Linked DNA regions of Mus musculus: region 1 is linked to region 2. A link is a loop called in an ENCODE intact Hi-C map of the cell type or tissue named here. Cell type or tissue: left cerebral cortex. All regions are shown on one strand. Links, peaks and the distances in the headings refer to the core of each region. The heading gives the core; the rest is flanking DNA.

Region 1 (16,222 bases), core at 2,891-10,890, 170 kb before region 2:
GAGAGAGTTGCCATTATATTTTATACTTATTTGTGGTGTGAACTCTTAAGGCGTTTTGACACATGTTAGGACAGGGTTTCTACCTTAGAAGCTTTTGTGGCGGTACTGTATGGTAGCACTGCTGTAATGTGATTTTCATATCTTGTATTTCTGAATTACACATACAGACTAGGGAACAAGCTTTACTGATCTGAAAATTTATTTTTCTAGATATTTGTCATTTTAAAGATACTTAATCAAGCTACAAAAGTCTTTTATAGCATTGTCTCTATTTGGCTTCCTAGACATTTCATAAGGCCTGATTTTTATTATTTTTAGGAAGTAATATTTTTACAATATATACTTAGGAATCTGAACATTCATTTCAAGTATGCTCTGTCTGTATGAGTAAAAGAAGCCTAAGAAATATAGAATATAATAAAGCTTTTTGAACAGTTACATTTCATATGCAAATAGATTTTCTGACCCTTATTCCTGCTTATTTTGTGAGCTGTGTCTACATTTTGATAACAAGAAGTAGGTGAGAGAACACCTTGGTTTCTTGTAAGCAGAAATGTTTGCTCATCCTGAGGAGATGTTTCTTAAAACACATTTTTCACCATAGGTCTTCCTTTGCTGCTTGTCTGCACTCTTAGGGGAAATGCTCGGACATCTCACTACAACATAGACGGCTACTTGTAAGGTTTTCATAGAGCTCATTTCTTAGGTTGACAATTTCTCATTTCCTGTTTGCTGAGAGTTTTTTATTAATAGGTCTCTGTTAAATTTTATTGTATGTTTTCTGCAGCTCTATGTTGATTATATGATTTTGTTTATACCTTTAAATTGCTTTTATTCATTGTACTCAATGGTGAGTTTTATAAAGACATTTCATTAAGTAGATCATTTTGGAAGCATCTTGAATTGCAAGCCAAACTTTTCTTTAAATTTGAAAATTTTATATTCAAATGGCATATGATATCGCTTCTCTGATTTGTATGTTTGGGTGTTTAAAAGAAAAGTTATTTCTTTTCACTCTACTAATGAGCTTATTAACCCCCATTTTTCCTCATTTTACATATATTGCTTGAGTTTCTGTGATGAGCCTCCTAGGCGGGCTTGGGGTGGGGGTAAACTTCTCCCTCCTGATGACTGCAAGCCTTGCACTTCCTCTCCACTCTCCACCCCTTTGTTGTCTTTGCTGGAGCCCCGTATGTATTCCCTCCACTCGCAGCCCCCTGCATCCACCCACGTCTTTGGCTGGAGACCTTTGAGTTTTATAACACAAATATGTGAATGCCAAGTGTTTTTGTAGGCAAGGAGTGTATTAAAGATGTCTGTTCCCTCAGGTGGTCTGCAATCTAGCAGAGAACAGCCAGAAAGTGTACTGTGATTGACAGGAGGTGTGATTAAGCTATGTGAACAAATTCAGAACAGATAGGTTCAAGGCACTGTTGAGCACTTTGTGTGTTTTAACTCAGTGGAAGTATACATGCACAGGATGGGTATCGGTCATTACACCTCTGCTTAGAAATGAGGGAGCAGGCACCGAGAGGCAGAGATGTTCACTAACCAGCTCAAGGTCACAGCTGTCAGTTCCATGGGGCCAGATTCCACCTGAGGCTTCTGTTTCGGTTTTTGTTTCATTTGTTTGTTTTTGTTTGTTTGCTTGTTTGTTTGTTTGTTTGTTTGTTTTTCACTTCTTAGCCTCCAAAACTAACTACATCTAAGCTGTCTGGGTGGAGTATGGAGGTTTCCTGGAGAAGTCAGGGCTGGTTTCACACAAGTGTTTGAGCTGAAGCTTAAGGAACTGATCGGAATTTCCAAGGGAGAAAGTTAGGTGTGTTTAGAGAGAGGAACAGATGTGGGGGCAAAAGATGCTAAGAAGACATTTCGGACACAGCTCAGTGTTGAGCTCTTGCCTGGCATGTGACAAGTTTGATCCCCTTTACTGCCAAAGGAAAATTAAGGACAAAGAAAAACAAGAAAGCCATCAAATGTTTGCACAGCTCTGGGAAGGGCAAGTGGGAGGGAAGGGAGGCAGGCTTGGGCAGCTCGAGTCATAAGGATGAGACGCCAGCTTTTGAACTCTATTGAGCAGAGAAGAAATAGCAAGATTTGAGTTTGAGAAGGGTGTGGTATCCCTTGGAATTCAATTTTAATGTTGCCTAGGCTGTAGGGATATTGCAGCAAACAATCTTCATGTGTTTGAGAGGCACCCCATTAAAGACATACGGCTGGTAGGGATGTCACCTCAAAAGATGCTGAAGTTCTTGGACTTTGGAATAGGGTTGGTATTGGTGTCCTCATTAGCCTTAAACAGAACGGCCAATGACCTTAAAAGAATAGGAGAAAAGGAAGCTACACAGGAAGAATGAATATCTGAATAGGAGCCGAGGTAGGGAGGAGTGACAGCAGAAATGGGAGTGGGGGAACATCAGTGGCATCAGTCTGCCACCAGCTAACTGAGAAGAGACAAAGAAAGACTTCAGCCTTGAACATCCCTTGCTGCCTATGAACTTCCCCCTTCCATAGCACAGGAGTACTCTGACCTGTTCTAATTCACATACTTTGTGGTGTCTGGACACAAGCATGCTAATGTTGCTGTTTAACTATTTTGATTTGTAGTTAGTATCAGGAGACGCTGTGAGGTCTGCTAAATAGCAGATGAGTGTAGTCACGGAGAGGAATGTAAATTCTTCTCTGCCCCCTTGCTATGGGTGATGGCTTCCCACGTGTTTGTTCAATGGCTTCAGTTGCTATCCAGAAATGAGCAGGCTTTGAAAACTGTCAGACAAGTTCCTCTCCTTGTCCTACTTCACCTTAAACGCCATTCATTTGAAAGGCAGGAAAAAGTCAGTTCTCTCTGTTTTCTTTTGTAAACCAAAAGTGAGCACCGTTTCTGCGTTGACACTCCGGCACTGGGCATTGAACCCAAAGCCTCACACAGGCCGGGCCACTCTCACCCCAGGCCCTTGCTTGTGCACTGTTAACTTTGCACTTCAGTGTGGCTGATTTTTCATTCATGCCTAGTGGTAGAGGTTGTGGCTTCTTACTCTAATGGGTTTTGTGAGGCTTAGGATCCACCATAAACTAGTCAGGTGAGTTTCTAGGTTAGGTTAAGACTTACTTGTTTTTGATCTGGTGGAAGTGTTGCCCAGTTATGACAAGTATGGCTGGATAGCACAGAAAGACGAAAATAATGTGACCGGTCTTGGGAAGAAAGGTCTGAGCCTGAATGTCCTAAGAGCACTGCCAGTAGGGCTTTTGCAGTGTTCGTCCACCAATGCCTACACGCAGCTCTGTACAGGAGCCCATGGTGCCCACATAGTAGGCTCACATAGTAGGGCCTACATAGTAGGGCTCATGCAGTGTTTGTCCACCAATGCCTACACGCAGCTCTGTACAGGAGCCCATGGTGCCCACATAGTAGGCTCACATAGTAGGGCCTACATAGTAGGGCTTATGCAGTGTTCGTCCACCAGTGCCTACACACAGCTCTGTACAGGAGCCCATGGTGCCCACATAGGACCTGAGAAATCAAAAGCCAGTGCTTTGGCTTACACCTAGGCCTGTGAAATGTTCATTTTGTAAATAGTTCGTTTTATTCAGGTTACATGGAGTAACAGTCTCGGCGCCCCTCCCCCTCTTCATATTGTTTACAGATTTATTTCTGCTCCATCTGCTTACAGCTTTTAACCTGAAATAACCCAGAGTTTCTTTTAAAATGTGTCTTTCTATCATTTTTTTCCCTCAGTGAAGGGTCTTTTCCCTCATTTCAGTTAAAAATTCCAGAGATGGAAGGATTTGATATCCATACTTAACACGAACCAGTTCTATGTTCATTTTAGAATATTCTTCATTTTCATAAACTTGGGAAACTTTCACATTGATTTTCAAGAGAACTTCCCGAATAATGCTGCAAAGCACCAACCAGCAGGTGGCGGACCTCACAAGGAAAGCTTTCTGTTCAGCAGAGGATGAAGGGCCTTTCAGACCCTTGTTATGTCGGCTTTCTCTGTGGCTGGCCCTTTTCCCTTCTGGCTGGATGCTACCCACCAGAGGCACCAAAGGCTGGCCCCTGGACTCGGTAGAGGTAGAAGCCACCTTGGGAAGTGAAAGGCCACCGTACATTGGTCCAGAAGTTATTTGTCCCCAAGCCAAGTTGGTCAGGGCCAAGATGCCACAGAAGGGTCTGGGAAGACCCTTAAGGAAAAATGAGGGAGCATTTCTGTGTCTGGAAGTAGGGAATGCTTCCATCCTGGCTGTTCCTATTGCAGAAGGACACCGTGACTCCTGCCCACCCCATTCCTGCCCTCTTGTTTCTCCAGCCCAGTGCAGGGCATTAAACATGCAAAGTCTTTGGATTCCTCTGAAGTAATGTGGGAGGTTAAGACATGGTCCTAGGAGGATCCCTGAGCGGTCTTTTTACCATCAGTGCTAGTTCCATTTCTGTGAACACATACCTCAGTGCCTCCCCCCAGTGCAGGCCACCTCTCCAGCACTCTCAGTGCCATCAGAGAGCTGTGAAGGAGAGGTTCCCTTCATCCCTTTAGTAACAGACTCCTAGGAAGGCACCCATTCTCACAGGACAGAGAGTGGTCTCATGGCTAACAGGGTGAGAAGAAGTAAAAAAGCAAAAAAAAAAGTACTGTGTGTGTGTGTGTGTGTGTGTGTGTGTGTGTGTGCGCGCGCGCGCGCGTGCATGTGTGCATATATATTAATAGATGCTTTTTGTAGCTCAGTTGTACAATACTTGCCTAGTGTGCATAAAGCCCTAATTTCAATCCCGGACACCACACAAATGGGTCATTATGCATGCCTATGATCCTGGCACTCTGGAAATAGAGGCTGGAAAATCATTACATTTATCCTTTGTTACACAGCAAATTGAAGGCCACCCTGGGCTACATGAGACCCTGCCTCAAATAAATAAAGGTGGAAGGGGAGAATGGCTCCACGGTGCTGTCCAATGACAATCCATGCCATGGCATGTACTCCACCAACCCACACCATGTACACACAAAATACACCCTTTTAAACTTGGAATGAGGTAAAGATAGTGACTGAATGTGCTGTTCCCACAGTAATCCAGCAAGCCTGTGGGACTTGTCCACCCTGCACATGTGCTCTGTTCTTAAGCCCGATGTGGCAACCTGCTAGCCTGTGAACGAACAGCTTACTTATTTACTTATTAATTTAATGTATGTGAGTACACTGTCACTGTCTTCAGACACACCAGAAGAGGGCATCAGATCCCATTACAGATGGCTGTGAGCCACTATGTGGTTGCTGACACTTGAACTCAGGACCTTCGGAAGAACAGTCGGTGTTCTTAACCGCTGAGCCATCTCACCAACCACGAGTTTTCATTAGTATTTTAATTTGTAATTAATATCCTGGAGACTGTTGGGAGTTGCCACTCTTCACCCAAGGGTAGCATATTGGTACTACTCACTACTTAGGAGTCAATATATGTCTCAGTAATCTCTCTGGCTGCTGAGAGCTGATAACATAGTTATCACATAGCACAGTTTTTCTTGGTGTTTTATGTATCTATCTCTCAGCTTGATTGTTTCTGTCTGGGTTCATACAAGTGACAGTGGCACTGTGTGTCTGTGGGTACATAGACACATTATCTGTATGGCTGCATCTTCTGAAGCCGTCTCAGGTTGCATGCTGGTCAGAGCTGAGGATATCCAAAACCGTACCTATGCCGTGTTAGGGTCATGGCCTTGAAAGGTGGCAGGTATCACTCCCTGAGGTCCAGCCCCAGCCCAGTGCTGGGAGCGTTAGGAGCAGAGGAAAAACTGTCCCTGAAACTCAAACTTCTGCTGTTCTCTTCTCCTCTCTTCACTGGCCCACTGCGAGTTAGGTCTGGCCTTGGTCACCAAGTTGGGTATGCCTGGATAGAGGCTAAAAGCGCCTGGGTGCTCATGTGGTATCTGCTTGGACACCTCCAAAGTAACTCCGCATACCACTTTGACTATTCTTTAACAAGCCAAGAGCATCAGCGACTGCCATCAGTCTGCCACTGTCTGACTAAGAAGAGATGAGGAAAGACCAGCCTCTGAGGCACATCCCTTGCTGGTTGTGGACATCACATCATGCTCTTCAGAGCAGAGGAGTACTCAGACCTGTTCTAAGTTACACAGCTTGTGGTGTCTGGACAAAAGGGCCTAGAAACAAGCATGCTAACGTTGTTATTCTAAGTATTTTCATTTGTAATTAATATCCTGGAGACTGTGTTGGGAGTTGCCTCTCTTCACCCAAGGGTAGCATATTGGTACTACTCACTACTTAGGAGTCAATATATGTCTCGGTAATCTCTCTGGCTGCTGAGAGCTGATAACATAGTGTTTGGGGGTTCACATGGTTAGCTGAGGGTCTGTTTGATTTTATACACTATATGTGGTTGTATACACTACACTGTTTAAAGGGTCCACATGATTGTAGATACACTGCACTACACACACACACACACACAGAGCGACTGTGTACACACTTTATGTGTGGTTAGAAAGGGTCCATTGGATTGTGCACATTCCATGCACGCGGTTAGAAAGGGTCCATGTGACCTGCACATGCTACATAGAAAAAGTCCATGCGGTCGTGCACACTGTACACGTTGAAAAAGATCCATGCAATTGTGCCCATCCTGTTAGAAAAGATCCAGGTGCCTCGCCACAGCCTGGCCCTGGCTATAGGCACGTCCAGCCAGCAGCCAGCCCCGCAGGCCCGAGGAGGCCCCTCACACGCCCACTGAGCCACTGCCGCCCGGGAGGCCCGCGCCACCCACGGTCCGGGGCCCAGCGTAGCCCGCGGGTGGCCGCCACCCAGGCCAGCGGCCGCGGCCGGGCGCGCGCTCCCCGGGGCGGCCGCGGCGCCTTTAACCCGGGCGGCTGGCGGGCGGCGGGAGGAGGCGGCGGGCGGGCGCTCAGAGGAGGGCTTTCTTTCTTCTTTTTTTTGAATGAACGGTGACGTACGTACAGGAAACCAGGCGCTCCGGCGGAGAATGAAGTAAGAGGCCGGGCCCCCCGCCCCGCGCCCGCCCCCTTCCTCCCCGGCCCGTCCTCCCGCCCCGCGTCCGGGTCCCCGCCGAGCCGCCGCCGCCAACACCGAGGTGCCCAGGCCCTCCCCAGCCGCAGCCGTCACCGTGGAACGGGCTGCGCGGCGCAAGCACGAGGAGGCGGCCGCCAGCGCCGCCCGCAGCGGAGGAGGAGAAAGGGTGCGCAGCCCGGAGGCGGGGTGCGCCGGTGGGGTGCAGCGGAAGAGGGGACCAGGGGGGGACTTCGTAGCAGTCATCCTTTTTAGGAAAAAGAGGGGGGGCAAACCCTCCCCCACCACCTCCTTCTCCCGCAGCGCACCACACACAGTGCGCGGGCTGCTCCTTGGGCACCCGCGGCCCCAGCGCGTCCGTGCCTGCATTTAGCAAGCTGCTTTTTTTCCCGTTTCGGAAAGCGCGTTGGCCCTTCGGAGTTTAATCAGAAGAGGATTCCGGTCCCGGTCCCCCAGCTCCTCCATCGTCCCCTTGGCGTGTCTCTCTGCCCTGGAGGTCTGAAGCGGTCCGGTGGATACGGATCCATGCCTGCGCTCCAGCGTGTGTGTGCAAGTGTAAATTGCCGAGAAGAAGGGAGAATCACAGGACTTCTGCAAATGCTGGACTGAAAAATTGTAATTCATCTGCCGCCGCCGCCGCTGCCTTTTTGCCCCGCTGCGGTGCTCTTGAGATCTCTGGTTGGGATTCCTACGGATTGACATTCTCAGTGAAGCCGGAGTGTGAGGACCCAATCTGGAAACCCTCCTGATTTTTCCTCCACCTAGCCCCCAGACCCCAACTCCCGATTCATTGCAAGTTGTAAAGAAGCTTATACAAGGAGACTTCTGAAGATCGATGGTGTGGTTGCCTTATGTATTTGTTTGGGTTTTACCAAAAAAGGGTAAACTTGACAGAAGATCATGCCGTCCTTAGAAAATACAGTAAGTTCTTTGCACAGGAATTTTGTTTAATATAACTTTCCATGGACGCGTTTGAAATATTTTTTTACTTCAAGTGCATTCAAGCAAATTTCATTTCCAGACAGTTTAATGCATTTTTAAACGTGTAACTTGTAGCGGATATACCTTTCTTACCCTAAATATATAAAGGAAAACACACCTGATTTTAACTTCCTAGGTCGTCCCGCCTCTTCACCTTTCAGCATTGCGGAGGAAGTAGACTGATATTAACAAAGCTTAATAAATAATGTACCTCATGAAATAAAAAGCAGAAAGGAATTTGAATAAAAATTTCCTGCATCTCATGCCAACGGGGAAACACCAGAATCAAGTGTTCGGTGTAACTAAAGACACCCCTTCATCCAAGAATGCAAAGCACATCCAATAAAAGAGCTGGATTATAACTATTCTTTTTTTTTTTTTTTTCTTTCGGGGCCGTGGGGCGGGAGTCGGGACTTGAAGTGCCATTGGTACCTGCAGCTTCTTTTCGGGGAAGGATGGCGCAAGCCGGGAGAACAGGGTATGATAACCGGGAGATCGTGATGAAGTACATACATTATAAGCTGTCACAGAGGGGCTACGAGTGGGATGCTGGAGATGCGGACGCGGCGCCCCTGGGGGCTGCCCCCACCCCTGGCATCTTCTCCTTCCAGCCTGAGAGCAACCCAATGCCCGCTGTGCACCGGGACATGGCTGCCAGGACGTCTCCTCTCAGGCCCCTCGTTGCCACCGCTGGGCCTGCGCTCAGCCCTGTGCCACCTGTGGTCCATCTGACCCTCCGCCGGGCTGGGGATGACTTCTCTCGTCGCTACCGTCGTGACTTCGCAGAGATGTCCAGTCAGCTGCACCTGACGCCCTTCACCGCGAGGGGACGCTTTGCCACGGTGGTGGAGGAACTCTTCAGGGATGGGGTGAACTGGGGGAGGATTGTGGCCTTCTTTGAGTTCGGTGGGGTCATGTGTGTGGAGAGCGTCAACAGGGAGATGTCACCCCTGGTGGACAACATCGCCCTGTGGATGACTGAGTACCTGAACCGGCATCTGCACACCTGGATCCAGGATAACGGAGGCTGGGTAGGTGCATGTCTGGTTGAATGAGTCTGGGCTTTGATCTCAAGGCCAAGATGCGCAGGTTGGGGTGTGAGTGGATTCTGGGTCAAAATGGGCCATTGAGCAGATGAAATAAAGTCGAGTTTGTAGCTTTGCTCCCCTGACCTCTCACTCTCTTCCTCTGGGTACATCACACCCTGCCAACACTGTGTTAACTCCTGCCCGCTGGCTGTGAGGGAGCAAGAATCCAGCATTTTTGATCCAGTAGGATCTGGAGATAATAGCATCCCTCCAGTAACTCTCAGAGTTAGTTCGTCTGAGTAGCTTGCTGCAGATGTTCTGGGTCCTGTGTAAGCACCAGACCTCCAACACTCCCTCTTGACCTATGCATCTTTAGCTCCTCTGGTGGACTAACAAACTTTAAAAGGTCCATCTAGACATGCAGGCTCCACCAGAGGACGCAGGCAAACCTTTTCTAACTCACTTGGGAACATTTTCCCAAAGAAAAACAACACGGCTCCTTTTCCTGGAAATCATAGCTAAGCTTGTAAAAAAAAAAAAAAAAAAAAAAAAAAAAAGGTAAGCTTAGGTAGGTATTCGTGGATGTTTGTGGAATCCAGTCTGTCTATGCCATAGTCCCCAGTGGGCATGGTGGGTGTGCACCCTAAACATGTCCGTCAACGAATATGCGATGATTTAGAAGTCTGCATCCACTGTATGTCTTACTTTTCTCTACCTGCATTCTACATAGTTTTGCGATCTCTACTGCTGAATGGACTTGCATCTAGGGTGCCTATGAAAGGGGTAATGGAGTCCACTTAGCTGTGGCGTCTCCAGCCCTGACAAGTTAAAATGATTCGTATCCACAACACTGGTGAGCATCTATGGGGTGATAGTTTTCTGGGATCTTGGGAGGTTCAGCTTCCATATTTTACCGTGTGATTTAAGCTTTTCTCTGGTTCTTTAAGGGCAGAGAGCAGACTTAAGACTTGCTATAGCTAAAACAATTAAGTTATGTGAAAGCAATCATTATTGTCTGACATTTTTTAAAAGACCTTGTTTTAATGAAAAGGGTTTTCATTTTAGTCCTGCCTTGGTAGTATAAAGAGAACGAATATATATGTGAGTGTGTGTGTGTGTGTGTGTGTGTGTGTGTGTATATATATATATGTATATATATATATACACATATACATATACATATATATTATATCTTAACAGGAACAAAAAGTCTGTAACTGACTGAACGTGAACCAAATATCTAGAAGCACATTCTGTTTTTACTACAGTTTGCAAGATATGCTAATATTCATAGGCCCTGAAAAAGCCAAGAAAAATAGATGATTGATGTGAACATCTGATCTTATTTGACCAAAGTTGACAAAATATTGGTGGCACTGTTCGATGTTTAAAAGTAAAATTAACTCAAATATCAGAGTTTTTAAGTGCTTGAAATTCACATGCTCTTTGTGAATTGCTTGTTTGTTGACATCCCACAGGATCAGTCTGTTAGCAATTCTGGAAGACTTGGCGGAAGGAGAGAAGCTATTTTGTAAGATGTTTAGTTAAGTAGGTGGTTTGATATTTTAGCCACTGTATTCAGAGAGATGGGAACTTCGGGCTCTAGAAGAATCATTTTAAAGTCAAAATAAAACTGATTTAGGTTTATTATTTCATATTTTTATTAACAGTGTTTCTTTCTATTTGAAAGAAATCCACAGCAGTGAATGTGTGATATTGACTATCAGGTTAATAAAAAGATGGGAAACAGGGCTTCAGATACAAACTGACCTTTGGTGCCGACTCGCAACGTGTTAACACGTCAGACAGCCGAGGTTTCTCTTTAAATGGAGAGTCTCTTTTCTTCTCTGTTCACCATCAAGGTTTTGTTGCAGGGCCTATCTTTGTGGTCAACAGGTATCTGAGGTTGATAAATGCACAGGCTTCGTGTTATGAAGCCAAACCACAATGGCATATTGGAAGAGATGATAAAAACTTAAAAAAAAAAAAAAGACAAAGCCTCTTATAGTACATGTAAGTCATACAGAACAACACATAAATGAATGATGGAGAAAACGTCTAATAGTTTTCAGAAAAACACATAAATGGATGGCTATGCAGAAAAAGAAAGCCCATTGACAAGAGTATGTGTCAGAAAATGGAATCAAATGTGATCACTTGGGAATAAAAGTGGTAGTATTTGAGAATTCTTATGATTGGTCTATATCAGCCTATGGTTTCAAGTGTCTTATTAATGTAAATGTTTGTTTTAGGCACTTGGCATATAGCTTTCCCTTTAATTTTAGTTGGTCGGGATTTCATCTCTAACATGATGCATACTGCGGTGACATTTTAATAACCACAGCTACGTTTCAGCTGAGAGCTTCTTGACATGAGATAATAATGGGAATGGTGGACATAATTTCCCATGGTTAGTGGAGCAGCTTGACTGTAGACCTACTGAGAACACTTGGAGCTTTACACTGGAAATCACTTTTTGTTTTCTGCTCCAAAGTCAGAGTGCTCCAAGCCTGGGGAAGACATTGTTCCATGTTTCATTCCAGAGAAAACAGTCCTTGGAAGGACCAGCTTCTGATAGAGGGTTCTGCAAGTTAAATAAAGAGGTAATTGGGTTTAAAGTAGAGTATGACTTGGCCCCACGTCTGAATTGAGGGCTTTGTGCCATCTAGAGAAAGGCAAGGAAGAGAGAGTAGGGAGACAGCAGTCATTCTAGAAAAATATCTGAAGCCTTACAGATCAGTAGCATGGGTGTCACGGGGACCTTCCTGAGCAGAGAATCCCAGGCTTCACTCTGGTACCACTGAGTCACAATCTTTGGTTTGTATGTACAGTAAAATCTAAGGGTGCTGGCTGCCGCTTAATCCTTTCTAGATATGGGCGGCTTCTTGTTTGTTTTGTTGTGTTTGGTTTTTGAAGGGTGACATGGCTTCTCTTGACCTTAGTGGGCTCCCGGTTGAGAATGTTACCTGGAATCCTGTCTCTCAGGCATCCACTACAGCACTCTTACCCCCAACAGGAGTAGAGAACGAAGGCAAGAGAGAAGTTAAATAAGCCCAGTCATACTCCTCTCAGGGATGCTTCTCTCGGTGGTTATGGAGTTTGCATAGGCAGTATTGAGGCCATTAAAGTGTCATAGGTTTCCCTCATCAGCTAAAGGGAAGCTCATGTCTCTGTACCCAGTAGAGGTCAGCTCCCTTTGTCTCAGGTAGTTAGCTAGCAAGTAGATTTCCCCTCTGGATATAGTTTGCATTACCACTCTCATGTCAGTGGATGAACTACATGAAAGAGCATCATTTTTCCAGTGGCCAGTATCAGCAGCCATGGCCAATTTTGGCAGCAAACTGATAGTTTTAAAAATAGCATTGTGATGATCCAGTCTTAAATAATACATTCCCTGATGAACTTTCCTTGGGAAACTGTGTATCTCTGTCTGCTAGGAATCTCATGACCACTTTCAATAATTTATTTTGTAAGGAAAAAAACCGTGTTATTGGTCTTCAAGTTCTTAGTCATGTGCTGTTGACTGTCTTCCTGGAACTTCATACAAGTCTAGATCCCTCCGTTTTCCTTTCTGGGCTGAAGTTTTTGTGGCTGTTTAACATCCACTGAAAGATTTCTGTGTCCTGTTCCTTTTAGTTGTGTTTTCTAAAAAGAGCAGCCTGTTCATTTTAGCAACCCTTGATTGAACTGGTACATGTCATATTGTTTAAAGGCCGTAGACCACACATACCTACTACATAGCAGAAATCCACTGAGGGGGAAAAGAAAACAAACCAAAATCTTGCCCTTTCCCCCCTGTTCTCCTTGTCTTCATCTTGTTTCGTATCTCAGATGGATGATAACTGCATGCAAGCAACAACATGGCTGGGTCTTTGAGTGCATTGCAGTAGGGGTGTCTCCTCATGGTGCACCATCTCACGTGCTTTAAGGATACTCACTGTGTTCATAGCAGGTTGGCAAAGGAGGACATTTGTACAAGAAAACAACACAGTCTTTGTTGTGTACAAGCACAAAGTCCCCCCCCCCTCCGAGGTGTATTGTATGTGAGAGTCAAAGGTTCTGCTAAACCTTTTTAAGGTAATCTGATATCCCCTTTTCCAGGTACAGCAATGACCTTTCATAAAGACCACTCTGAGTTTATCTTCCTATGAAGTATGTCTTTCACTCTTCTTGGTTTAATTCAGACACACACTTAATGTCTGAGCAGGTTAATCATTCAAGGACTGAGTTTCCAGCAGAACAACATGGCAAGTTTCACATGTGCCAGGCCCTGAATTAGGTTGGGGACATGGGAAGAAAAGCTCTCCCGCAGCCTGGAGAGATCACAGGCTGTGATCCTTGGTGTCTTAGTGTGGTACCCAGGAGCTGAGCAATCGAGATCCTGGCCTTAGAAAGAAAAACACAAGAAGTATGTTGTTTTGCATGTGCTTCAGTCTTAAGGTTATTTCTAGCCATATGGTTGTTCGAGTGTGCATTAGGGCTCATTTAAATAAGGGGCTAAATGCAGGTAATAATTAAAAAAAATAACTACTTAACATAGACATAGGATTAACAGAACTGAAAGGTGGGGGGGAGTTCCCTATTTAAATAGTAATCAACTAAACACTGTTTTTCACATTGAGTAGACTTAATAAACACTAATCTACAGTTTTAAAAGAATTTCATTAAAGGGTTATTAAAGAAAGACAATCAAGGCTTGCACTAATTAGAACACAGTAACTTGAAGTCGTGCCTTAAATAATTCCTTCTCATACTCAGAAAGATGCAAGTATGCTTTGAGCCAGACAAGAGACTCCCTCCACCCCCACCTTAGAGAGGAAGAAAAAGCTTCTCTTTTGCTTCGGTTTCAGTCCTGGTACTTTTCTTTTATCAGATGTTTCTCTTCTGAAATGTGATTCACAATTTACAGGGATCTATACTATACTCTCACTGTGTTCCTAAGCAACAGTGTATGGTACCCGTGGGCCTCTTCCTTTAAATGCAGACGGGGAAAGTTTTAAAATTAAACAGTTCTTTTCCTTCTAACAAGGTCTTCTTGCAGGTGGCTGTTTGATAGGAGCCAGTGGTACAGTGCCAGCATTGGCCTCTGGTGAGCATGAGGCTTTCATGATTTTAATGATGGTTTCTCTCCCTAAGGCTTTGTAGATTCTCTCATTGGCACCCTGAGTTAGCTCCTTGTCACCATGCAACAGTTGAGGGGTAGGATTCACATGGAAAGCTTGGCATTTCATCTAGATTCTTCCAGGAGGTAGAAAGACGTGAGATTCTGCTAAAATATAGCTTTCCAGACTCGGATCTTCCCACAGGCAGAAAGGCAGATAAAAGTTCTGTTGGCAGGTGCTGCCCCTTGACTTCAGAGATGATAAATCCCAACCCCTCGAAGAGGACAGTATCAGCTGGCCTAGTTGGTTTTTTTTTCCCCCTTGCAGGGATCCCTGCAATTTGTGCTTCCAGCAGGCAAATGCCTTGACTAAGGTAACTAAGATAACCTAGTGTAAGGACCTCTTCCCCAACCCCACCCATCAGCATGCTTGAAAGGGCATCTCGATGACATGCTGGTGTAGCCACTCTGGGTTACATCTTGGCTAGTTTTCTTGGGTGATGCAGCTCATCTCATAAGAGGCTAACCATGAAACTGAACACACCCTCTTTTACACGTCATCTGTGAACATGAACTTCGACAGCAAACCATTAGGCAACCTTACATTTCTGTCTGGCTGTTTGTTTTGTGTTCAGGATTTTCGGGGCTAGAGACCATTCTCTTTCTAGTTCATAACCTGCTTTCTGGGATTTCGGCATCATGACTCAGAAGCTTATGACCCGCTCTACTCTGCTCTTTATTACATCTCCTGAAAACAAATGGAGAGCCCACTGTGTCAAGAGAAACTTGAATTTTTCAAGGGAGATCTTTTTTTTTCCATTGAGACCAATATGTCTTCTCTTATGACAGTTCCAATTGTGTATTTCTCCGTTTTAAGCTATCAAGAAGACAGCTCAGCTGTAAAGAATAATGGGCCGTTTACAGGTGTTAATATGTAGTGCCCCAAACAAGGGGTTTGAGTTGCAGGTTGGGTTTTGCTCTCTTTTCAGCTCTCTGTAGTATACAGCTAAGACATCTGCTTTGCGGCATGGTGAATTTTATATCTATGTTATTAAGTCTGAAGTTGAATCGCAGCCAACCCTTCCCCTCTCTGCTGCATCTGAAATTTCCAAGGTGAGAGGACAAATGCTTAGGCCTCTTGATTAGTACAGTGCTTTTGTAGGATATAGTACATATCCGTATTACAGTTAGGATAGAAATAAAATCAATCTGAGTAATGTCATCAGCTGGACATGTCGAGTCACATCTCGGGGTAAGGAGAGAGAGTTCCACGCAGGACGGCAGCTCTGGCACCTCTATGTTTACAGCTCCAAGGCTAGCACCTAGCCTCTTCCTCTTTGCATTCTTGCCAGTGTCCTTTTTTTTTTTTTTCCCATTGAGGACAGAGGTTTGAGAGTATTTTACAACAAAATTACAAGTATATAGAGGCAGAGCCACTTACTAAACATTGAAACAGTAGCACAAGAGTAAGATTATCCAAGGAAGCATTAAGAAAAATGAACATTAACTCAAGATCCCAGGATCTAGAACAATGGTGGGCTCGGATGGGTTCAAAGGATCTTGTTATTTAGGGAAATACACACACTAAGTTTTTTGTTCACAGAGGAAAACATTTATTAGAAACCTACATACAAAAAGATCAGTGCTAGGTGTTTTGGTTAAATAAGTTTTTTTTTTTTTTTTTAAAGAACAAACATTTGGACTTGGACTATTCTGTCGGTAGCCATGTTGTCATTGGTTTTAGCTGACAGAGAACTACTCTAGTTAGAAGGGACCCCAGAAGAGTTCCATGTGGGAGATAGTTTTGAAGCAAATTTTGGAGAACAGATAGGAAAGAGGTGTGGGGAGGGAGTATTTAAGGCAGTGGGACCCAGAGCTACAAAACATGCAAGGATGTGTGAGTTGTGTATTGAACTGGGAGGTCTGGCTTGATCACGGCAGCAAAGACTATTATGGGACTAACCTAATCTGAGAATGTAGTCTTCGATCCTAAACTGAGAGAGGTGTTATATTAATCAGGGATCCTTAGAGTCACAGAACTTATTAAGGGAAATTATTAGAATGACTTACAGTC
Region 2 (16,222 bases), core at 5,437-13,436:
TGACATGCCAGTCCAGCTCAAGAACTTTCAGCTCTGACTGAGGAATCACTGGTGCACATAGGCCCAGAGACATGACTCAACTCTCATTGTAGTCTAATCAGCAAATACATGCAGACCTTCTGTAGGCTTCATGCTATAAAATGCAAGAGGACAGGAACAGTCACTCTAGTAAGTACCCAAGAGCACCCCTCACACTGGTGGGCTTTGTACAGTGAGTGGACCCATGTGGTTTCCTGACTTTGCTCATGTCCATGGCAGAGGCAGACTCACTTCACTGCAGGATAGTGGCCTTAGGTCAGTCAGCTGTCAACATGCCCTAGAGGTTCTGCAGATGGAGAAGATTTCGGTCACCCACCCATCTTTCTCCCCTCCCCTTTCCTCTATCCTTCATTCCCTCTTTCCATATATAGCCATCTAGTTTTGGCAAGAGACTGCACACTGACCAAGAACTGCTCTGTAAATGGCCACACCAGCCTATCTCATCCCTGTGTTAATGAGGTTGAATCCAGAACTCTAGCCTTGACCCTGCCCAGTATTCACACGCTCCATTACTAACAACTGTTGTCAGCCACAGACACATTGCATTTTCCTTGCGTTAGAGTGGGCTGTCCTTTCTGGCCTCGGGAAGACCATCTGAGGAAGGAAGAGGTTTGTCAGAGAGCCAGCCAGTGTGCCTTGAAATGCATCTGGTTTTATTCATGCTGAGTCTTTCCAGGTGAACTGAGCTAAATTATAAACTACAAAACAAAAGCAGATTTTCCTGAGCGCACCCACATGGAACACACTGAGTTTACCACCGTGTATCAGCCCCTGACTGAGACAGAGAAGACGTAATCACCCTTCTTTTTACTGATGGCTGGATTGATGGGCCATCTTGGTCATTTTGACCGTCACAGAGTGAATGAATGGTTCCCTGGGCTGCAGAGTAGGAGGCTGGGAGTAGGTTGAGACTTGTTATGTCTTAAGGGATACTTTGGAGTGGGCTATTAGGCTTTCAGAAGAGTGTGAGACTTATTTGTCCTAGACCAAAACCTGTAGGAAGAGCCCATCCTGTGAAAGCCACAGCTGGTCTGGGACAGATGTTCCAGGTGCTATAGGTCTTCCATGAAAGCGTTATGGAGCCAATATGGTGTGGAATTTCCAGAAGAGACATCCAGTCTTAAGAGACACTTGCAGGCCAGGTATGGCTGGGAGCTGCCAGTGCCTAGCAAATGTCCCCTATGGGAAGAGCGTCTCCTTTAAGCTCCTTACTGGAACGTATCCCATCCCAGGGTTGAACTCATTTTCAGCAAATCCCCATTAGGAAACTCGGGTGCTTTGTACCTCCTCCCACCATCCTCAGTCAACACTTGCTGATTTAAACACGTGAAAAATCAAACATTTGGCTCCCAGCTCTGGTCCTCCCTGTTTAATCAGTGAAGAGCCCCCTCTTGTCCCTGCCTCTCTCCCCAGCAGCGGTATACTGATGACAGTGATTAGGCCAAGCTGCAGAACTTCATAAGCATGCGCTTTCAGTTCCCATTTTTGGCATATTTTCATGAATTAACTCTTGCAGTGACATGCTAGGCCATGCCACGTGTTCACAGGCCCCATGGCGGGTACAGTGGAACACTGCATGTGTGGCCCAAGAAATGACCTACAGGGTGAGTGTTTCCAGCTGCCACTGGTTCTGTGGAGTATCAGCAGCGCTTGCGGTCACTCTCATATACAAAGGTAGACACTGGGGCTTGTGGGATGATGCCAAGAGACAAGGAGGTGAGTGAGCACACAGTAGCCACAGATCCCAGGAAAGTCAGTGGTGGGTCTATCAAAATGCTAAACTGCACATGAGGCACGGAGAATCCCATCTGGCACCCAGGACAAGCAGAGTTTCACACTTTTCTCCCAGTCTGAGGCACAATAATTAAAATTAGCATGAAGGCCAGGCACAATAGTGAATGCCTGTGATCACAGCTACTTGGGGTACTGGGGTGGAAGGACCACTTGACCTGACTTGAGACCAACCTCCTAACATAGTAAAACCCCGTCTCTTGAAAACAAAGAAATGGTACACTAGGTCCCCTATAGAAACATAGGGTGTGGGGAGGCTGGAGAAGAGCTCAGAGAATCACTGGAGACAGGGCCTTCTCCCACACCAAAAGGTCAGAGGCCCTAGCAGAGGGGCCTGAGCCCAGGGAGCTCTGAGAGGAGCAGGGGCCTGTGGAAGCAGAGTGCAATGCAGATGGACCACTCTGAGAGGAGTCTGGAGGTTACTGCCTGCAACGTTATACTGACATATATTCTGGCATGCACCAGCACATCCCAAGCCATATCCCCAAGGATGCATGAGAAACAGAGAAGATCTTGACTGTGCATATCCAAGTAGTGCAACAGTTTGCAGAGGAAGGGAATGTAAGGCCTGCACAAATCTGAGCCTCTCACCTCATATCGAAGAATGCTCAGCTGGCCTGAATCCTCACCCAGAATAAGTCTGTTGAATGAAGCATCCTACCACAGTTAGCTTGGATAACACTGGGGGAGACAGTCAGAATGAAAGGAATCTCCCTAGCCCACAAACCACTGGGAGCAGAGCTAGAGAATCAGACACCCTGTCCAATTGCATAGAGTGTAAAATTGTTAACTATCCCCCTCATGGATTGTAAGAAAGACAGGTTTTTAAATATAGTTCACATGCCAGGAAATTCCACTTGCTATGAGCAATTCATTTTTTTTTAGAATATTCAAAAGGTGTTACAACTATTACACTAATTCCAGAACACATTTTTTTTATCAATCTAAAAGGACTTCTGTACACATTGACAGTTATTCCATAGTCCTCCCTCTCTCCAACTCCTGACAACAATTCATCTGATTTCTGTCTCTAAAACGTACCCTTTGGGACATTTCCTATAAAAGGAATTATGCTGCACTTGAACCTTTATGTTAATCCTTTCATGTTTAGCTTTTGCTTCAAGGTTCACCCAGCATATAGTACATAGCAGAGCCTCATTCCTTTATGGATAAATAATATTGCAGTGTGTAGGCCCAGGATATTTTGTCTATTGATCAGTTAGCAGATAGCTGGACTATTTCTTCTCTTTGGCTATTTCAAATAATGCTGACGTGAATATTCATGTACAGTTTTTATATGAGCATATGCTTTCAATTATATTGATTATATACTAAACTCTTGGTTCATGCAGTAGCTCACTATTTAAAGATCCATCAAACTGTTTCCTTCCGTGGCTATTGCCTTTTATATTCCCAGTGCCACTGTGTTAAGGCTCCAACACTCTACACCCTCATCAACACTTGTTACTGTCCATTTTAGGAATTACAGTCATCTTAGGAGTTCTAAAGTGCCAGCTCACTATAGTTTCCACAGCAGTTCCCTAACAACTTATAATATTAAGTATATTTTCATGTTCTTATTGGTCACATCAGGGTCATTTAGTCCATTCAAAGTCTTTGCCTATTTTTCAGCTTGGCTAGCTATCTTTTTATGACCTAATTGTAGTAAGATTCATGCACATCATACTTTCTTAAATAGTACAATAACGTAAACTGATATTCTCCCCCAAATAATAACATGTTGTAAATCCAAAGCTAGAAATGATCGCATTCCAGGAAGGGCTCTGGCCAAAGCTGAATGCAGAAAGGGAAATGGAGAGCCTTTTCCAGGGCCACTAGGACGCAGGCTACAGTGGGCAGAGTGGGTGAAACACCCTAAAAAAGGCTACTCTGGTTTAAATGTAAAACAGCCCACAGAAACTCATTTGTTGGAGCATTTTGTCTCCAGTGGGTGGTGCTGTTTTGGGAGGTTGTAGAACCTTTAAGAGGTAGGGCTTATCAGGAGTGGAGACGGGCCTCCAGCCCACTCGGTGCCTTGCTCTGCCTCTTGCTCTGCCAGCCTGTTAGCAAGCAGCTTCACACTCCTGCCACCATGGCTTCCCTGTCATGATGGACAGCATTCCCCAACTCATGAGTCCAAAGAAATCCATTCTCTGTTCCAGTCAGGTAACTTAGCACACTAACAAGACAACTGGCACCAGTGCCTTCCACTGAGGCCCTGCAGCATGTTGTAAGTCTCCTGGCCAAGACTCTGCAGGGTCAGTAGGCCTACATGCACCAAAAGCTTTGAGTGGAAAGCTACCCTGAATTTTTAGAATATTACCAAAAAACTATACGATAGAGACAAATCATATTTAAAGTCTTCTTAGTGCCTTCCACAAAATCATGATTGGTGTCGAAATGAACAAGCAGGCTGACGATGAGATGCCAAGGCTGGGTACAGATGGAGCCTTCAGTCTCTTTTGTGATTAACTTGGTGAATGGAAGGACATAGCTGTAACTCTATACCCATTTCCATGTGTGCCTTTCATACCTCCCCATGCATGAGGGACCTGAACCACAGCTGGATGGGTTGTTCTTCCTGCAGCATCTGCAGAGCTGGTGCACATCACAAGCTTGTATCTGTGCTTCTCCCCGGGTCGTTTCTCACCCAGGCAAGTCAAGTGGTGGGTGAGCCAAGGAACCCTTCAAGTTCCTGCCCAGGGCTTTGGCCATGTCTGGGGTGTGAGACTCCTGTAGCAACTGGATATGTCTGAGAACACCCTTGGACCTGGTATCCTTTGACCAGCCTTTTGGCTGCATGATCTCTAGTACCTCACAGATACCTTTGTAAGTTACTTTCAAACTGTTCTGCTCAAGAAATGAGGTGGTCTTCACATTTCTCATCTTGTGCCCTCTTTGGCTCCTGAGATCCACCCGTTCATTTGCATCCTACCTAGATTTTCATAACAAAATATCTTCCAAACTTCTCTGGCCCAACCCATTGCAGGCAGTTTTATTGTTTTTTGTATTTGGGCTTTTCATCTCTTGTCATTTGTCCAGCAGGTTTCAAGTTACAACCAAATGATGCTTAGATTAGGTTTCCTTGTATGCATGTCTTTGGCCTATGCTTCAAAGAGCCCTGCCTTCCAGGCCCAGAGCCTCTCCAAGATTGAGTTGCATTGACTGAGCAGTGGCGACTCTGAGGAAGAAGAGTGGCACTTCTCATGCCTCGCCAATGCGTTCCTCTACCGCCTGAGGCCAGGCAGCTGTGTGGACTTCAGCTCGGTGTTCACACGCTGTTTTTTTCCTTTCCTTTTCCCTCAGACCTGAATTCAGTATTTTGGGAGAATAGGGAAGGCTCAAGAAGCAAAGTCACAGGGAAGCAAGCCACTGACAAAGCTAGCCTTTTCTTCAGAGGGAACCCTCAGGGCCCAGTTAGCACATGTGGCTGCAGAGGAAATCCTGCTCAGCCAAACGATAAGAAGGAAATGGAGTCACTTCCTCACCAGATGCTTCACTCAGGTAGAAAAAAAGCCTCCACTTCCTTGTGAGTGCCTGCTTCTGCTTCCGCTCAGAGCCAAACCTGATGTCAAAACAATCACGGCTTCCTTGTCCTCAGGGAGCACTTCCGGACTCTACCAATCGATGACTTGTGTTCTTGCTGTCATCTTTATCCCTTCTCTCACTGGCATCCTCTTGAGCCCAACAGTTTAATATCAGCAAATAGTCAATGTTGGATTTGCATGTCTCCTAAGATTCAGAAGCGCCAGGCTTCTATATGTCTGCCTGAATGTCCAGAAATAGCCTAGTTTTATGTAGCAAAGACCTCAATGGCCTGGATTGTTGTGCATTTGTAGAGAGAATCTTATAAGTATGTCTTTCCAGTGTGGGTAAGACACTACAGGTGTCCCCAATGGAGGGCAAGTTGTCAAACGCTACCCTGGATACCTGCCTCGCAGAGGTTCACAGGGAATGAAGGAGGAAGTGATATCATGCTTAGCAACCATGCAGCACAGAAGCTGACCAGAGAGTAGATGATGTGCAGTGCCCTTGTGAGCTGGCTGAGCCCCTCCTATGGGAAGGAACTGGAGGTGACTGCAAAGACCAGCAAGTTGGCCTTCACATGTTCTTTCTCTTAAAGATGCCCATTAGATTGGATTTGGAAGTCTTGCTATATAATTAAAGAAATCAGTTTCTTCCACTAATGTGTGTATGTCAAATGGCTAGTGGGTGACAGACCACCAGGGATCCAGAGAGAAATAAAATAAAAACCCGCAGCCCCAAATGCTAATGGTTGGATGAGACAGTCATGGAAATAGATGATATTTATGCCATAGGGGACAAGGAACTCCTTCAGCTTAGTGTTGAAAATGTCTTTTCTGGGTCTCTGAATGAGCAAGTGTTTGCTGAAAAGCAGAAGGAACTGAGAAACAGCGGCCTGGGCCAGAGCCTAGACACTGGACGTGAAGAATCTGATCTTAGAAAATCAGCACGGAGGTGAGGGGTTTGTAACTAGATGGCTCATTCTGGCTACAGGAAGCAACTGTTTAATGTGGAGCCCAAGGCTGGAGGCAGAGGACGTGGATTGGAAGCCACAACAGACTTATGAGAGGCAGTGATGGAGACAGAAGTTTGTGTTGGTGGCCATCAGTGTTGAGGCCATCAGCCCTCCCTCCCAGGCCTTTCCCCTGCATTGGTAACTAACTTCACCTCCAGCTCCCACCACATGAAGCCTATCTCTGCTTGAGAGCCCACTTCACCCATGTGCAATGGGTTGGAAGTGCTATGGTACTGACCCCTGTGTAACGCAGGCACAGTCTGCATGTTCTGCACACCAAGGAGCTACGGCTCAAATTCCCAGCTCACTGGTCCACACTGGTTCCTAGGTCTCTCCAGCAGGGTTAATCCCTAAAAGGATGGAGCCTTTCTTGTTGGAAGAGGAGCTTCTAACTTGGCCGTTTTCCCTACTCTTACATCCTCCTCAGTTACAGTGTCCTGGGCTCAGCTCCCAGGTAGACTGCTTACACTCAGTTTTTGGCTTTGAGTTTGTTACGGGGAAACCCAAGCTAACATGTGGCATGTGCACCATGATGGCAGGAAGAGGGAACGACTTCATGGAGGGAACAATGGTAGACTGCAACTGTGGAGGTTAAAGAGATGACTCAGTTAGCACAGTGCTAGCTCCACATGCAAGAGGGCCTGAATCATTAGCATCCACATAAAACCTAGGATGACCTCAAGTGCCTGTAATCCCAGCAGAGGAAGCAGAGACAAAGAGTTCCTGGAGCTCAATGCTTATCCAGGAAAAAATTAGGCAGAAAACAACTGAAGAAAACACCCAATGTTAACTTCTGGCTTTCACATGGTTGTGTGTGTGTGTGTGTGTGTGTGTGTGTGTGTGTGTGTGTACATACATGCACACCCTAGATGAACATACACATATAACACACACAAGAAAGCAACTGGAATAGAAGCTGACAGCTTGGATGAGAATAGAGAAATATATAATGACTTCAGAGACTTCATCACAGACGTGGTATTTAAGATGGGAACAGGAAGAAGATTGACAAAGAGGGACAGTAAGCTGGGCAGAAGCCAGACATATCTAGACCATCTTAGGAAGAGGTGCCCATGAAAGGTACAGCAAGGAAATTCTCCAGGAAGCAAGAGGAGCCCCAAAGAATGAGGAGCATGAATGATTTGAGTGGTCAAAGACCTTTGTGCAATGCTACCTGACAATCATGCTGGCAATTAGCCACATAGCAGGTGAGGCTGCCATGAGGTGGCCTCAGAGGCATAGGTGGAAATAAGCAAGATGACAGTAAAAGGAAGGTAACAAGAACCAAAGAGAGGAACTGGTGGCGTCTGGAAGGGAAAAGAAAGCAGGTAGGGTAGATCATGTGCCACCCAGACAGTGTGAGAAAATCAGAATGTCTGTATACTAGGGAAAGGGGGCAGAAGACAGGGCGAAGCTGACATAGCGCTGCAGAGTGGGGACAGCTTGTGGAGGAAGATCCCAGAAGCCACAGAAAACAATAGAATCCTCCTGGAGGGTGGGGATGAGTTCCCAGGAGCTGGATTTGCAGGCAGTTATTTGCTGCCTGACTTAAGTAACGGGACTTGAACTTGGGTCCTCTGCTAGAGCAGCATATGCCCCAACCACTGAGCCATCTCTCCAGCCCCTTTGTTGTTTTCAATACATAAAATAAGCAAATAGGACTGGAGAGATGGCTCAGCGGTTAAGAGCACTGACTGCTCTTCCAGAGGTCTTGAGTTCAAATCTCAGCAACCACATGGTGGCTCACAACCATCTGTAATGAGATCTATTGCCTTCTTCTGGTGTGTCTGAAGACAGCTACAGTGTACTTATATATAATAAAATAAGCAAATAAGCACTTCAAATGGATCTCATGCTTGAACGAATAATGACTGGATGTTCAAATAACTTCAGAGATCTCCCTTACTGGGATGTATGAGAAAGCAAGATTCTCTCTAGAAATGGCTCTTCAGAGGTTCGGTTCAGAGCTCGCAGGGTTCCCTTGCGATTTGGAATTACAGAGGACAGGGCTTTGGGGCCTTGGGCAATCTGCAGGGATTAAATGATTCACCACTGCCCTGTCCTGCAAACCAATGGACTAGTCATCAACACAGGACAAGCAGATATAGCTACTCCCACTTCCGTCTTCAGAACTAAAGCTGGCTCCCTAGGGAGCTGGAGCAAATGGGCATTACCAGAGGAGGGCACAGGCAGGTGGATCTGTGCAGAGCTACCAAAGGGCAAGATGGAGGACAGGCAACAGGACACATTGCTATCACTGTGTTTGTTCCCTTCGGGACCACACTAACAGAGGGACTGCAAGGAACATAGGCTACTCTTTACAGCTACCGATTGTGCGACCATGGGGAGGGGGGTAAATAAGGTTCAGGGTTGGATAATTTGTTTAAGGACACAAACTAAAAAAATTTCAAAGCTGAGGGGTCATGCAGATCCTTCAGCAAGTTTAGAGGTCTTTCAAGACCCTTGGGGCTTCAAATCCTCACTCACACACCCCACTCTTTCAGCCAGGAGGTATTAATCTAGCTCCTCTGACTCTCAGAAAGCTGTTTTTCTTTACAATAATGTAAATGGCCCTTGGGATGCTGTCTGAGACTGTTGGTGAGAAAGGGTGAAGGCATAAAGGGACTACCCAGCTCCAGGAAGGGAAGGGTCTGGGGGAGACATTTCTTCAGTCCCCTAGCTCTATGTACTAAGCAACCTGGAGAAAAAAACTACTCTCCCCACCCCCCAGACTTGTCTCTGCTTCTGCCACTTTCTCAGGAGGACTAGGAAGGTCACATGACCAAGGGCTTAATTTGTTTTAGATTTTGCCACAGAAAACTGATGGAATTCAAGAAACAGCCTGACCCTCTCAGTGGAAAGCTTGAGATCAAAGATGCCCTGAAAAACTAGGGTATCTTTGACTGGGCCTTTAGGGGCTCACGCACTCTTGGATATGGAAAAGATGGGAGAAGACCACTGGATGTGGCAGCTGTCTTTCTTCTACCTGTCAGGTGGTCCTCCCTCAAGCACAGGGAAGGCTACTTCTTCAGAGCTCATCAAGGTGGAACCTCATCTGTGACGAAGAGAACTGTGCATATATTTCATTTGTACCCTTTGCTGTCTTTTCTGGAACTCAATTTTAGACATCCCCCAACAATAGATACATAAAAAGAAATCATCTGCGCCCCCTCCTGGCAAAAGTTAATCTAGCCCCACCAGAGCTACCCAACGTTTGCCTAGGGCCAGCAACTCCGTCCATTGCTAATGTGGCCAACATCATTGATGTTCACCTAGGCTGCTTGTTCTTTTGTGGCCCTTGGTCTAAGGGTGTCCTGTAAAGTAGACCTTCTCAGCCTCCGTGTCATTGGTGTCTGGATCTGAGTCATCCTTCCTAGTAGAAGCTACTCATACCTTATGGGATGGTGACACTCCTGAAGCTACCCACTGAAGCCAATAACTCATTCGCCTCAAATAATGAGGACCAGATATTTTCAAACATCCCTAGGGGACAAGATGGTCCTTCATCTGAACCAGGGCCTTAAGCCATTGCCACTTTGCAAACAGTGCTTTGGGTCAGAAGGCTGTCACGAGGGGGCAAGGGCAGTTCAGGACAATCCCTCCATAATTATTGGTAATTATTGGTATTAACGGTGTTGATGCATTGGCAGTAGATTTCTGGGAACTTATTCTTTTAAAATATGAATGGATAAACACCTTATACACAAAAGAATATCTTAATATTGCTTTAATTCTGCATGAAACATAAAATGTTGTTTATAGGATCGGGTACAGGATACTATGCATTCACGAAGAAGAGCCATGTGAATAGATATTTAGCAACGTGAGCAGCTCCTTCAGTTGTGCATTTAGCCTCCCCTTTAAGACTTCTTCAGAATCCTCTGAGGCAGTTCCATATAGAAGGAATAGATTAATAAGCACACAGAGAAAGTAGGGCAAACTCAAAACAGTGTGAGGGCTGAGAAAATGGCTCGGCTGGTCAAGGACTTACTTCGCAAGCATGAAGATATGCTTTTAATTCCCTGCATTGTGTGAAAAGCTAGGTGTGGTGGCACCCAGCCAGAATCCCAGTGCCAGAGAGCACAAAGCAAAGTAAAGGGCATTGGCTCGTTTCTGGGTTCGAATCCTGGCTCTACCACTTCCTGCCCATATTCTTTAACTCCTAACAACCCCCTACTCAGTGAATCCCTACAAGTGAGCTAGATTGGCTCTCTCCATCAAAACTGCAGCCTGTAATCTGGGCAGTTATGCCTGGCTCTTCTCCCTCACAACTGCCCTGTAACTTGACTGGCAGCCCATTACAACAGGCAGGTGAGATTGCCATCTTCTAAACAGGAAGAACGAAAATGATTTTGTAAGATCGGTATGAAAAATAAGATAATGTATGTTAGGTGTCTAGTACAGTCCCTAGGATACAGCAAGCTCACAATAAAAAGGAAATGTGTGAGAGACATTGACTGAACTGTGCTTTATTGTATTTATGAATGGCTGTGCAAGCAAAAAAAAAAATTGCAAAACCGCCAATTTTCTTGTCTTTACTGACTTATCCTGAACACTTTCCTATCCATTGCCTTCCATGATATCTCTTGGGGTGAGCCCTGTTTCACAAGTGCTTTGTACAATAAGAGCTTCTAGTCCACTTTTTGTCATTGCCTCCAAAGAGTAGGTTTGCATTCCCCTCTGAGGTCTGAAGTTACCTGGCATGCAGGGGCACAGGGTACCGTGCCTCTGCCCTGCTAGTAGGGAGGCCATGATATCTCTTGGTGGCTAACAGTCTTTCTTTGTCCTTCTTTCTCTTTCCCTCTGCAGGATGCCTTTGTGGAACTATATGGCCCCAGCATGCGACCTCTGTTTGATTTCTCCTGGCTGTCTCTGAAGACCCTGCTCAGCCTGGCCCTGGTCGGGGCCTGCATCACTCTGGGTGCATACCTGGGCCACAAGTGAGGTCGACAAACCTGCCCCAAACAAATATGCAAAAGGTTCACTAAAGCAGTAGAAATTATATGCATTATCAATGATGTACCATGAAACAAAGTTGTGATCTTTTTTTAAAGCAGAACACACACACACACACACACACACACACACACACACACACACACACACACACACATTCAGGCAAATGGTCGAATCAGCTATTTACTGCCAAAGGGAAATATCATTTATTTTTTACATTATTTAGGAAAAAAAAGATTTATTTATTTAAGACAGTTCCACCGAAACTCCAGGCTTTGAAAACCGAACCAGGAATTGCCAAGAAACGTGTGGCTCCACCTGCTGGCCTGTGCCTGTGGTCATGGATCTGTTTTCAATATTGGCCAAACTGGCCCACCATCTAAAGAGCAAGTGGCACAGGACCCTGACGGCTGGGGAAGCCTGCAGTCTGGCTGCTAGAAGCTTTGAAGAAGGCTTCAATGTGATCTCTATATACTGGCCCTGGGGGCCAGGATGCTAGAAGGAGCAGGTGCCTACAAGAAAGCCTGGTCTTCCATGGACTGGAGAAGGGACTTTTGTATATGACTCACATGGTACATACCCAGTCAGAGGACAAAGGCTGGAAACTTCAGATGAACTTGGTACCCACTGAGACTTCCCTGCTGAAAGACAGTGGTGGGAAAATGCCCTTAATCATAGGAAATTATTTTTTTAAGCTACCAATTGTGCCGAGAAGCATTTTAGCAGTTTATACAATATCATCCAGTACCTTAAGCCCTGACTGTAGATAATCATATATTTTGGATACGCACACCCCCTCCTCCAATACTCACTCTGTCTGAGGAGGAAACAAAGGCTTCTGGATTCCAGGAAGTGGATGTGTGACGACTTCTTCAGCATCAGGAAGAATGGGGTCACCTAGCGCTTCAGGCAGCCACAAGTGCCTGCTTTATGGAGACCAACATCTGCAGAACCTCCCTGTGGCTCAGCAACTTGGCCTGGGCAGCCTGCCCTGAGTGTGGCCCTCACCAGCCTCCTCACCGGGTTTGGAACAGAGCAGCTGGTCTCTGAGCTCAGACTTACCCAGTAAGAAAGAGCAATATAATAGAGACTCACCAGGGTCTGCTACCCTCAGGCCCTCCAGGCTGGGCCTGTCTGGAGCAGGAGAACTGCTCTTTCTAAGACACTTGCCACTGTAGAGAGGAGAACGCAGGTAGTGCCCATCCTGCCTGAGGGCATAGTGAAGGCAGGAAGACCACCACACAGAAGAAGAAGCCCGGCGGAGCTTTAGGTGGCCACAGGTACCTGCTGGCAGTGCTGTCACATTTAAGGCAAGGCTTTAAGTTACTTTGGCCAAAAATCCTAAGGAGGCAGTGAAGCGAGGCTCACGGAGTCGATGACCCGTGTCTATGGATTTACATGTAAAACATTATCTTGTAGTTTGGTTCTATTTGAAAATCTGACAGAGAGAGAGAATAAAAAGTTTCAGGAATGTATGGAATGTGGAGATTATCTATACATCCTGGGGCCAAAAAAAAAAAAAAAAAAAAAAAAAGATGGTATATTATGGAGGAATAACAAAAGAAGTGATGAAATTTCCAGCTAATGAAAGGGGAACCACTTTTTCCCCAAGTTCAGAATTAGCATGGGGGTATTTGTGGAATTACCTTTGGGGCATTATCACACCCTGTACCATTCATCTGTATTAACGTTGGAATGTACTTCACTCAATGTTTATTGCTGTGGTTGATATTTCAAAAGCTGCTTTCAAAAAGAATCCATGCATCTCAGCATTGTTTAAATTGTATTTAGTTATGACCTCTAGAATGTTTGTTAGTCACACAAACAGAAAAAGATACTTTTTCCATTTGAGGTATTTGTCTCTTGATTCTTCAAAAGCATTTCTGAAAAGGTGGGAACAGCTTTAGAGAGATGCGAGGAACCGATGGAGCTGGGCTTGCCTGTTCCCTCCGCTGTGCTGTTGGAGCCTACCCCTCTGCCGGGACAGACCCTGGGATTGCTTATCATGATGGATATAGCTGTTGCCCACTCGACCTTGTTTCTTCCAGGTTTACTTGTCCCTGGACGATTCAGCATTTAACTCAAGTTACCTAGGATTTCATGCATGTTTGGTTAAACCCATGATGTTCATTCACTTAGAAATCCAGATGGGAAGCAGAGCAAGGGGTTAGGACCTGGCTCTAGCAGCTGGGCCTTCAGAGGGTTGCTTTGTGTGGCCTGTTGGGCATAGATGTGTCAGGACTCCTCTTATCCCCTGTCCCCCAGGCCTGCCTCCCTGTGCAGAGAGAGAGAGAACAAGGGAGAGAGCAGGAGAGCCAGAACTCCCCAGTAGGTCTCAGAGAACAGGATGATCAGAACTTTTCAAGTTATTCTAGTTTTTAAGCGAAATATTATCCTGTGAAAGGTTTACATTCTCCACGCGATGAATATGGAATAAGAAACCCTGTGCTGCTATCCTGCCAAGATCATTGTAATGGAGGAGTCGGTTTGCAGTACACACCAAGTGACCGGCTCCTTCAAGCTGCTTCTTGAAGTAACGATGAAGAACACAGACATTTATTTTAAATATAAAACCTGTTTCTCTTTTGTTTTTGTTGCTATTGTTCAAACTTGGATTTGTAGAGTATTTGAAAAAAATGTATATACATTTAAAAGAAGAAGCAGCAGCAGCTCATAGGAGTCCTTCAGGTGTGGGATTTTGTTTTCTGATTTGAATGGCAAATTCTCCAAGTCCCTGGACCCTAGAACTGGACAGTATTGTGGCTGCATTTGCTCTAAAAGTAGTTGGTGATGCAATTTTTTTTCTTGTTAAAAACATGTTAGAAGCAAAGAGTATACATAGAATCTGACTTGACTAGCCTTTTTCTTCCTCTTTTTTTTTAATAACCTCAATTATTTTGCAATCAGACAACAGAGAGCCATCTGCATGTAGTTCATATTTCAGAAGGGCTTCACACCCAAATCTCACCTCCTCTGTAAGCTTTGAAATCTCTCCATCAATCAAAGCCAAGCAGACGTAGAAGTGGGCTGAGAGACTCAGAGAGAGCCATCGAGAAGAGCAGCCCAATGCCCTCCAGAGCCCCAGTACCCGCCCAGGCTCTCTGAGAGATGGCAAAAAAAACAGAGAGGTTGATCTTCAGTGATTCCTCAGGGCCTGAACTTGCGTGAAGGCTTGAGATGTCCATGAGAGCCACAGTTAAGGGAGCACTTTCATGTAGTTCAAGTAAAACCCTCCATCCTGTCCAGCTCGCTTGTCTCTGGATGTTTGGGTGTGGCCTTTATTCATACATACATACATTTTTTCCACAGGCATATTCTTATTTATTACATCTAAGAGCATTGCTGGGTCTAGGAAAGGGGGAAGCAGGGTTTAGGAAGTGCTCATAAGCCAGGAGGGATTATAATAATCAGGACTGAATGTAGATAATGGGTGGCAGTACCCACATGTGTAGGTCCCACACTGAATAGAATAGGCAGAATTGTGAATAGCCCGTGTTTGTAATGGAGCCTAGACTAAAACAACTCATAAATGTGAGCTTCAACTCTAACTGTGCTTTGAAGGTGATGGGTGTCTCTATACTTCCTTATCAGTTACAGTTAGAAATGTACACCTACCCTATCAGGAAAAAATAACAGGAAAAGGTTGAAATATAAGCCAGTCTAAGGAAATTAGGGAGCCACTAAAGTTCTCTTCTGAGCTTATACTATGGTCTCTATTGCAGCTCAGACAAATATGATCACACACTTTTTAAGAAATACAATTCTCCATTGTCGGGCCCATGAAGGCTCTGATCTGATCTGTATTGTTGCCCAATTTGGGTCTTTCAGGGATTTTTCTATGCCATTATTATAGGGACAAAGGACACTTGTTATGAGGTGGGAGAGATGAAGAATTCTTACATGAGTAGAACATTTCCTAGATTGGGCCAGGGTGTGAAGGTCTTCAGCAAAATCAAGGCTGTGAGAAGTGAGGGACCTTTATGGGGGTCAAAGTTATGTTCGCCTGAGGACTTTTTGCAAGAAGCAAGGAAGCTCTATGGTACATTTATACTCCAGGGACATTGACCTAGTTCAAAGTCTGGCTTAATATGGTCAAGCAATAGCATATGTTTCAAGTTGGATATGGCTAATGAGTGTTTAAACAGTAAGTTTGACATTTTAACCAACAGGGTATTTAAACAACAACTTTCCAGTTGGTAGGGACATCTGTTTCTCTCTGTTTATTATACACAACATAGAAAAAATTCAATAAGATTGAATTAAGTAAAACATTGTGAGACTGAGTTAGGTAAACGATTGTGGCAGTCCCTTAGCCTTGGCCAGGGAATTATTCAATCCGCTATAGACATCTGTGCACTGTGCATCTCTCCAGGCATGAAGAAAACCAGGTAGAGGGCAGATGGCACCTGAGCACTTCATCCTGGATATCTAAGAAGAATAACATAAAGCCAGTGTTCCATGCACCAAGTCCAGTACAGAAGACAAAAAGAGTCACAGAAGATGGAAAAGCTAGCTAATCAGAAATCCTGGGAATGTTAAGTGTGCCGGCCATGTGGCTATGCGGCAATGCCTGTACCTTCCCACTTGGGAACCTGCAGTGGGCCCTCCAGCTGGCTCCCTTCATGAAATCCTCCCCTCCGAGATAACATCTGAAGGATTGATGGCAGATTCAGTTTCCATTAGGAGATATTTTCCTTTGGAGACAGGGGTTCTCTATTAAAATATCTTCTTAGGTTTTCAGCTAAACTTTGCTTTGGCTTCAGCTATAGTGGGGTTCTTTCTAAGTAAAGTAATGTTCAAATAAGTGTTTTGTATTGGAAGCTTTGTTATCAAGATTTTCATACTTATATCCATGGGCTGCTTTTAAGGTTGATACTTTTAGGCGTGGCTGATGCC

Evidence for each region. Peaks named below come from ENCODE experiments on the same cell type or tissue, not always from the same donor. Only the 100,000 strongest peaks of a DNase experiment are listed, where the experiment ranks them.
Region 1: it touches region 2 in a loop (8-fold over the local background); 34 of 42 quality-filtered maps call a loop at or near these places.

Annotation. Positions count from the first base shown.
Region 1 is chr1:106,705,133-106,721,354 of GRCm38, reverse strand. Bcl2 (B cell leukemia/lymphoma 2) reads left to right here and starts at 7,065. Exons shown (of 2, transcript NM_009741.5): 1 at 7,065-9,050. The coding sequence starts at 8,475. It overlaps Kdsr (3-ketodihydrosphingosine reductase), which reads left to right. Exons shown (of 10, transcript NM_027534.2): 10 at 1-945. In left cerebral cortex, for the core only: CTCF peaks have their summits at 3,911 (motif pointing right), 5,213 (motif pointing right), 8,844 and 9,461; DNase peaks (open chromatin) are centred at 7,003, 7,235, 8,706, 9,316 and 3 more places; H3K4me3 peaks cover 3,952 bases; H3K27ac peaks cover 1,371 bases.
Region 2 is chr1:106,538,356-106,554,577 of GRCm38, reverse strand. It overlaps Bcl2 (B cell leukemia/lymphoma 2), which reads left to right. Exons shown (of 2, transcript NM_009741.5): 2 at 11,180-16,222. The coding sequence ends at 11,314. It overlaps Mir3473f (microRNA 3473f), which reads left to right and starts at 7,947; the gene lies at 7,947-8,082. In left cerebral cortex, for the core only: CTCF peaks have their summits at 9,551 (motif pointing left) and 11,658 (motif pointing left); DNase peaks (open chromatin) are centred at 9,541 and 11,657.